Linked DNA regions of Homo sapiens: all the other regions are linked to region 3. A link is a contact called in ENCODE Hi-C or POLR2A ChIA-PET data. All regions are on one chromosome and are shown on one strand. Each heading gives the region's core, a stretch centred on a gene start or an enhancer-like site at or near the end of the contact. The rest is flanking DNA. Distances are from core to core; before and after follow the strand shown. Region 1 overlaps MRTFA (myocardin related transcription factor A). Region 2 overlaps SGSM3 (small G protein signaling modulator 3). Region 3 overlaps MRTFA (myocardin related transcription factor A).

Region 1 (2,700 bases), core at 138-2,637, 160 kb before region 3:
TCATTCCAATCATGTTCCATATAATCACCATGGGAGGTAAATGAGAGAAGGGATGAAGTAGGAGAAGCAGAGCTTTCCATTTAAAACCACAAGGCCAGGGCTGGCCCTAGAGTCTAGCAGGCTCTGGCCTCAGAGTTCTATGGAAAGCTCTAAATGGAAATATAACCAGCAATGCAATGAGCTCTGAAAATGCTCTTTGGGAGTTCTGAGGGGGAAAAAAGGTACCTTACCCTGGCCCGCTCCAAGCTCCTTCTCTGCTCATGAAATGCGGCTGGACTTTTCAAAGCTGTTGAGAGAAGAACCGTAAAGATTACCTTCAAGCGAAGCATCATGTCTAGTGCTACGATATTCAGTGGAGAAGGCATCTTAAATTCATGTTACTGGCTGGGCGTGGTGGCTCACGCCTGTAATCCCAACACTTTGGGAGGCTGAGGCAGGCAGATCACGAGGTCAGGAGATCGAGACCATCCTGGCTAACATGGTGAAACCCTGTCTCTACTAAAAATACAAAAAATTAGCCAGGCGTGGTGGTGGTGGGCGCCTGAAGTCCCAGCTACAAGGGAGGCTGAGGCAGGAGAATGGCGTGAACCTGGGAGGCAGAGCTTGCAGTAAGCCGAGATTGCGCCACTGCACTCTAGCCTGGGCAACAGAGCGAGAAACCGTCCCCCAAAAAAAAAAAAAAAAAATCACATTACTGTTAGTAGTACTATAAATATCAGTTGAAGTGAAGGCAATGACACCTGAGTAAGCATGTATCTTTATGGTTTAGCTACCCCATTCAAACAGTTTTGGTAGAAACCAAAATATGACTCCTAATGGGAACTGTCACTGCCTAAGCTTGGGCTATATAAAGTGCACCCATGGAATGTAACTTTAACAAACACCCTGGCCCATGACTGGACCGTCAGCCGCAAATCCCCCTTCAGCTAGGACTCCAAGAACGCCTGCTAGGCCTCACATTATTCTCAGGACACCTGCACACAGGAAGGGGCACAGATGCATGCCAAATTAACCTTACTTCCTCAACCTCACGAGGAATCATAAAGTGGCCAAACTGTTTCAATGGGACAGTTAAAACCAAAAAGATATATGTCCACTCGGCACTATTTCCTTCTTCACTGCACCTGTTATTTATAGTGCTGCTAAAATTAACTTGAATTTCATCTCTAAGGACTAAAAGAACCCCATGGCAATTGTATGTGAAGGAACACACACAACCGACAGCTGAGACGAAGGGCTCAGCTCTATTCTGGGGATACCACACAAAGACCACAAGTCTCGACTTCTGCAAACAACACTCAGGTGGCAAGACCAAACCAAGAGCCTCCAGAAAGGCTGCACCATGAATGGAAGGTCTGACTCCTTTTGTCAAAAACTTGGCTGTAAGGACAAATAGCAACTTAAGACACTCTGAGGATGAGAGGGAAAGGCCTGACTCACTTCAAGTAGGGAACAGAGGCAATAAGAGAGAAATTTATAAGACTGTGGTCAGTTTCACTTCTCCTGCCCTAGAATTTCCAAAGAGCTGTGAAACTGCGAGCAGAGATAACTTTTGCTAGGCTGCTGGCTGCGGTAGGAGTGCAGGGTTAAGGAGCTGCTAAAAGTAGCAAGAGAGCATAGATAGGACCCTATCCTGCCTGGGCCGTTGTGCTTCTTCCTCCTTCCTCTCCACCCCCAGCGGGGGGCTGGGCCTCAGCAACAGCAGTCCCAGAAGAAAGCTTCAATTGTCCCAGTGGTATTTATTTTTAAAAATTTTTTGTGAATCTTAAGATAAAAAAGAAACTACAGTCTTAAAAGTACTACTGAGATCCCATCTTCTAACAGAAGGGGGAGCTCTAGATTTAACAAATAACATCAAAGAAAAACCAGTACAAGTTACCTCCCCAACCTACCTGGGCACTATCCAGGATTCCCCACTTCTTACATGGGCAGGTCGTGGGCATTTCAGTGGGTAAATAGACACCCCCTGCACCTGCTTCTACTGTGTAACGCTAGCTCAACTCCAAACGTCCTGCTCTGCAGGAACCCGGGTGTGATGCATCACACGTAACCTTGGCTCTTGGAAAGCTTAGCACATGCATGAGACAGTAAGTACAAAGAATCAAGAGAAAACGGACACTGTCCACCCCACCCCAGCTTCCTTTTCTGCCTCATTTTTCTCCGCAGCACTCATCACTGTCTTGACAGTCTTTATATAAATACTACGTATCTGGCTGGGCATGGTGGCTCACGCCTGCAATCCCAGCACTTTGGGAAGCCGAGGTGGGCAGATCATGAGGTAAGGAGTTCGAGACGAGCCTGGCCAACATGGTGAAACCCCGTCTCTACTAAAAATACAAACATTTTTGTACAGGCATGGTAGAGGGTGCCTGTAATCCCAGCTACTCAGGAGACTGAGGCAGGAGAATCACTTGAACTCAGGAGGCAGAGGTTGCAGTGCGCCAAGATAGTGCCACTGCACTCCAGCCTGGGAGACAGAGCAAGACTCCGTCTCAAAAAAAAAAAAAAAAGGCGGAATACTACATACTTTTCTTGTTTACTCTCAGTCTCCCACGTTTACATTTACAACATGTCCCCATCAGAGCACAGCAAGGGTTTTGTCTATTTTTTTAGTCACTCACAGCATTCCCCAAGTGCCTAGAATACCAGGCACACAGTATACCCTCAATAATTATTCACTCGATGAATTAGTGAGTATTC
Region 2 (2,700 bases), core at 110-2,609, 190 kb before region 3:
GGAGATGTCTTTACTTTTTTTTTTTGAGACAGAGTCTCACTCTGTCACCCAGGCTGGAGGGCAGTGGTGCGATCTTGGCTCACTGCAACCTCTGCCTCCCGGGTTCAAGCAATTCTTGTGCCTCAGCCTCTCAAGTAGCTGCGATTACAGGGATGCATCACCATGCCTGGCTAATTTTTTTGTATTTTTAGTAGAGACAGGGTTTCACCATGGTGGCCAAGCTGGTCTCAAACTCCTGGCCTCAAGTGATCCGCCCACCTCAGCCTCCCAAAGTGCTGGGATTACAGGCGTGAGCCACCGCGCCCAGCCAAGATGTCTTTACTTTTAATCATGGTGCAGAGGATGAGCGCTGAGCCCACTCCCTCCCAAAGCTGACACGTGGTTGTTCTGCCACAGCCATTTGCCATCTCAGGCTCCAAGCCAGCAGGAGGCGTAATAGAGCACTGGGTTCCATTCCCAGGGCCATCTAGCTGGTGGCCATGTGTCCGTCATTTCACAGGGTGGGGTTACATGGTGTGGCAGGGCAAAGTTTTGGGAGTCCATTTGGAAACTATCAGTCTCTCCTAGGCTTATTTTCTGTTGTGTAAGGAATGAATGTGTTGTAAGGATTGAATGATGACATGACATGCTTTTTAAAATTTCTAGCTCAGTCTCTTTAATGTAAAAATATGTAATCATCCAGCTCATAGTTCTGAGGGAAACCCTATATCACATATATTTTACACTGAAGGAAGACATTAAAATTCCATTCTCTTCACACAGAACCAACCAACCAGGATGGCTGGCCTGTTGGGGAAGCAGGTTCTGCCATCTGGTTCTCAGCAGGCATGTCTGGAAGCAGGAGGGAGCGTCTCTCCCATTTGGGTACCAAAGCCTCTGTAACAGTCAGGAATGTTCTGCTGTGGCCTTTATCCTAAACTTGGCTTGGCCAGTGTGTGTCTGGGGCAGGAGCAGAGGCCGGGACACAGCTGAGCTGCCCACAGGAGCTATTTTTGCCCCCACACTTGTATGTCTTTAAAGAGAACTGGGATTTTCTCACAGCTCCTTTGAAGTGGTGGTTTGATTTTCCTCTTTTTTGCTTCTCACTTACCTAATTCTTCCCGATTTATCTAGAATTCCCAACACCAGAATTCCATGGCAGATAGCATGGAGAATAGGTTCTGTTATGGACCAGGATAACAACTGTCATTTCTGAATTCTCATTGTGTGAAAAATGGCAAAAGTAAATTTTTCTTCAGTGCCAGGTTTAGGTAAATATGATTTCAAAAACCGGAATGTAACTTGTCTTGAAATCTTTCAACCACATCTCCTCGTTGTCACCTACTTCCTTTCGTAGAGTGAGAGCCTTTAATTCTGTGGTTAGAAGTAAAAGGAAGTAAAGGCTTGGCCGGGCGCGGTGGCTCATGCTTGTAATCCCAGCACTTTGGGAGGCCGAGGCCGGCGGGATCACGAGGTCAGGAGTTCGAGACCAGCCTGGCCAATATGGTGAAACCCCGTCTCTACTAAAAAGACAAAAATCAGCCGGGTGTGGTGGTGCAACCCTGTAGTCCCAGCTACTCGGGAGGCCGAGGCAGAAGAATCTCTTGAACCCAGGAGGCAGAGGTTGCAGTGAGCTGAGATTGCACCACTGCACTCCAGCCTGAGGTGACCAAGCGAGACTCTGTCTAAAAAAAAATAAAAATAAAAATAGAATGACTTTCCTCTTTTCTCTTCTAACAGGGCAGATGATTCTGGACCAGATGAAGCCTGAGGAGCCTTCCAGCTCTAAGATAGCAGGATAGGAGACTTCTAAGATTGGAGCTGCAGAAGACTTGCCAGCCCACCAGCACAATGTCAGGTAGAGGCAGGGGCTGGACTTGGAAACGGGGTTTGAAGCTCTCACAGAGGAGCCAGAGGGATGGAAGGTGGCTTGTTTTCCATAAAACACCATCCAGATAAGAGAGGTGGAGATGGTAGGGAAGGCTTCTGGCTGGCTGAGAAAGTTATTAAAACTTCCTTCTCAGCTCTGCTCTCTAGCTCTCCTCCTCCAGCTCTCCAACCCGCAGATCTGCAGTCCTCAGGTGGAGAAAGAGGCCGGAAGATGAAGTTTGGTCATGTTTTGTAATGTGCTGCTGTTTCTTTCCCCTCTTCTCCAGAAATTTGCTGATTTCTAGGAGGTTTCTTTCACTCTGCTCCTTCCCTACCCAGCACGCTTGAGATGGGCCAGTCCCTTTAATGCTGGTGCTCTTAGAGGGAGAGGGTATTTCCTGATTTGAATTTTGCCTCTGCATTTTCTATTTTTTTTTTATTTTTTTGAGGCAGAGTTTCGCTCTTGTTGCCCAGGCTGGAGCGCAATGGCACGATCCTTGCTCACTGCAACCTCCGCTTCTTGGGTTCAAGCTATTCTCCTGCCTCCCGAGTAGCTGGGATTACAGGCATGTGCCACCACGCCCAGCTAATTTTGTATTTTTAGTAGAGATGGGTTTCTCCATGTTGGCCAGGCTGGTCTCAAACTCCTGACCTCAGGTGATCTGCCCACCTCGGCCTCCCAAAGTACTGAGATTACAGGCGTGAGCCACTGCGCCTGGCCTGCCTCTGCATTTTCTTGATTGTTCTCCTGGTCCTCTTTGGTTTTAGGAAGCCATACACCTGCCTGTGGCCCTTTCTCAGCCCTGACTCCGAGCATATGGCCCCAGGAGATCTTGGCCAAGTACACGCAGG
Region 3 (2,806 bases), core at 148-2,647:
TAATAAGAAACTAATATATAAAGAAGAGGAGGAAAGAAGACGTGCAATACGCAGAGTGGTGGAAAACTTCATGAGTGGAAGATTAAATCCGATGCAGAACTTAATAAAATGTGCGCCTTACTTCAAAGGAAGTTTAAAAATGGTGTTTACAAGGGATCTTTCTGGGGTATTGGAAATGTAATACTGGAGTGGGGTAATGGTTGCACATCTCCACAAAATTACTAAAAATAAACTGTACACTTCAAACAGGTAAATTCTGTAGTATATAAATTATACCTCAAAGTTATTTTTAAAGAACTAACATTTGTTCAACAAAGAAGGAAAAATTATATTAAGTTTATCTCACTAAACCATAAAAAGGAAGTGGCCAAGAGGAAAAGTACAGTAATTCATTCAATAGACAGAAAAATAAAAATGGAAAAATGCATAGATTAAGAAATGTTAATGTGTCCATTTCAGCCCTTGAAAGGACAGTATAGTATCTCCAGGTAATTCTGCTGCTCTTAACCAGATTTTCTTCTTTCATAGATATATGCACAAGTCCAAAGGAGAAGGAAGACTTCAGTTTAATTGCATATCACCTAGGAAAGAGCTGAACAATTTATTCTGACCCCCAATTACTGCATGACTGAAAGACATAGAGATGGTATCTCCCATGAGAGAAGAATTTCAAGAGAAAATTTAAAAACAGAAAATCAAATTTATAATTGTTTTAAAAGAATGTGTGGGCCAGGCATGGTGGCTCATGCCTGTAAATCCCAACACTTTGGGAGGCCGGGGTAGGAGAATTACTTGAGGCCAGGAGTTCAAGACCAACCCGGACAACACAGTGAGACCTCAGTCTCTACAAAAAAAAAAAAAAAAAAATTATTTTTTTTAATTAGCCAGGCGTGGTGGCACACACCTGCAGTCCTAGCTACTCCGGAGGCTGAGGCAGAAGGATCACTCGAACCCAGGAGGTCAAGGCTACAGTGAACTGTAAATGTTCCACACTGCACTCCAGCCTGGGTAATAAATCAAGACCCTGTCTCTTAACTTAAAAAAAAAAAAAAATCTGTGGACATTTTTTTTTTCTTTTTTTTTTTTTGGAGACAGGGTCTCACTCTGTCACCCAGGCTGGAATGCAGTGATGCAATCACACCTCACTACAGCCTCTACCTCCCAGGCTCAAGCAATCCTCCCACCTCAGCCTCTCTAGCAAATGGGACTACAGGCACATGTCACCATGCCTGGCTAATTTTTTTTGGTGTTTTTTGTAGAGACAGGATTTCACCATGTTGCCCAGGCTGGTTTCAAACTCCTGGATTCAAGCAATTCATCCACCTCAGCCGCCCAAAGTGCTGGAATTACAGGCATGAACTACCACACCCAGCCTGGTAATTTCTTTACAAGCATAATGACAAGAGTCAATTCCCTCAACCAGGTGAAACAGCCAAATGGGGAATTTTCTTGGTATTTTTGAAGAAAATTAATTTGCATTGGCTCAGGGACTTTTGCAGAAGTTTCCCAAAACAGCAGTACTGTACTTTTTTACTCCATTTGCAGATACAGAGATCAAGCAAAACTGCACCTATAAACAACCCCAATCCACACTTGCTTTGAGCTCTGAAAATATTAACCTACACTGACCTCTCCTGCACCAACTTCAGCAAATCCTAGGTCAAGAGCCTCAACTTCCCAAAACAGCACAGGTGTCTCTAATTTCAAACCCGCCAGTCTCCACCCTGCCTTTGGCTAATCAGTAGCAAGCCCCCAAAAAAAGAAAAAAATTAACTCATATAATTATTCTTTCCTTCTCCAGAAAACAAATGAAGTAACATAAAACACTACAAAATTCTATTTCCTCTAAATGGCTATTATAAATAGTTCAAGACACTGAGTCACAATATTATTCACCTAGACTTGAAAAGCTGTAATATCAATGAACTTGATATATTTCAGTAAAAGAACATACATGAAAATTTACAGTACAATGCCTAACTCCAGCAGGAATTCAATAAAAGTTGGTACCTTTCTTTACTTTCCATTAATTTTATCACACAGTATTTCCATGGAATAGTTTATTACCCCAATATAAAAGTAGAACAATAGAAAAAAGATAATTTACTGACCACACAGATCACACCCAGAAAATTCAGACCACTAGATGATGACAAAGGATTCATTTACAGAAGTTTAACTTTAATCTACCGTCTCCTCCTCCTTCCTAGACAGCAGCGTCAATTCCAAGGCCATGTTCCTTCTGCTATAGGAAGTGGCTACACTGTTTTTCCCTGTAGCAATGTACTAATCTCTTCTTTGTGACTGAGAGAAAGCCAGTCTCAAGAACCTGTGCTAAGTGTAGATGCAGCAAGAGTCCAGACTGACATCAACCCATAGAACCCCACACACAAGTTTACAGGATTCCTGGTTGGGGAGTTCCGTTTTGACTGTCAAGTTTACTCTGCAACTGAGCCAGGTCTCCTGTACCAATAAGCAACGGGAATCTCAACATACTTATGGTGGTAGAAAACTAGAACTACATGAACTAGCAGTAGCCTTTACCTTGACAGGAAATATTCTGACAGAAATAGTTTTGCAGAGCTGCGTGAACTGCCATCTATAGCTCTTTTTGCAGGCACCTGACATAAGACAGATACATAAGCCAAAGCTCTATCTGGTGTACTTTTGTTCAGGCCCAGGAGCTTAAGATAGGAACAAAGCATGTTGTGTCAAATCAAACTCTAGTGGTTACAGATGGACAGATCCTGTCATCAGTAACAAAATTTACAGTTGCCAGTAATGGCCTGGCTACTGTCTAGTCAGG

What was found. A loop is a pair of places that touch in the nucleus more often than their neighbours do. ChIA-PET counts read pairs that join two places held with the same protein, here RNA polymerase II (POLR2A). Pooled maps may share reads with other maps.
Region 1: a loop to region 3 is called in a map with no recorded cell type, with 18 times the contacts of the local background. The contact joins two enhancer-like sites. A Hi-C loop is called at or near these places in 12 of 37 single-sample maps with no recorded cell type and 7 of 50 pooled maps. POLR2A ChIA-PET finds 5 or more read pairs at or near these places in 5 of 52 experiments (AG04450, H1, OCI-LY7 and 2 more).
Region 2: a pooled map shows a loop between it and region 3 (2.9-fold over the local background). The contact joins two enhancer-like sites. A Hi-C loop is called at or near these places in 1 of 37 single-sample maps with no recorded cell type and 3 of 50 pooled maps. POLR2A ChIA-PET finds 5 or more read pairs at or near these places in 4 of 52 experiments (BJ, OCI-LY7, WTC11 and 1 more).

The regions. Positions count from the first base shown.
Region 1 is chr22:40,435,269-40,437,968 of GRCh38, forward strand. It overlaps MRTFA (myocardin related transcription factor A), which reads right to left. Exons shown (of 15, transcript NM_020831.6): 5 at 231-286. Among named protein-coding and RNA genes, the nearest start is that of SGSM3, 66 kb to the left of the region's middle. RefSeq lists enhancers at 1,023-1,082, 1,343-1,472, 1,593-1,642, 1,713-1,762. Within about 2 kb of position 1,388, at least 22 of the 41 ENCODE cell types and tissues checked have a DNase peak (open chromatin) inside an H3K27ac peak, as active enhancers do; they include OCI-LY7, where a contact is called at or near this core.
Region 2 is chr22:40,398,977-40,401,676 of GRCh38, forward strand. SGSM3 (small G protein signaling modulator 3) reads left to right here. Exons shown (of 22, transcript NM_015705.6): 2 at 1,720-1,837; 3 at 2,617-2,699. The coding sequence starts at 1,831. Among named protein-coding and RNA genes, the nearest start is that of SGSM3, 30 kb to the left of the region's middle. RefSeq lists an enhancer at 1-38. Within about 2 kb of position 1,360, at least 8 of the 41 ENCODE cell types and tissues checked have a DNase peak (open chromatin) inside an H3K27ac peak, as active enhancers do; they include OCI-LY7, where a contact is called at or near this core.
Region 3 is chr22:40,591,419-40,594,224 of GRCh38, forward strand. All of the region lies in intron 2 of MRTFA (myocardin related transcription factor A), which reads right to left. Among named protein-coding and RNA genes, the nearest start is that of MRTFA, 44 kb to the right of the region's middle. RefSeq lists a silencer at 2,027-2,321 and an enhancer at 2,167-2,366. Within about 2 kb of position 1,398, at least 4 of the 41 ENCODE cell types and tissues checked have a DNase peak (open chromatin) inside an H3K27ac peak, as active enhancers do; they include OCI-LY7, where a contact is called at or near this core.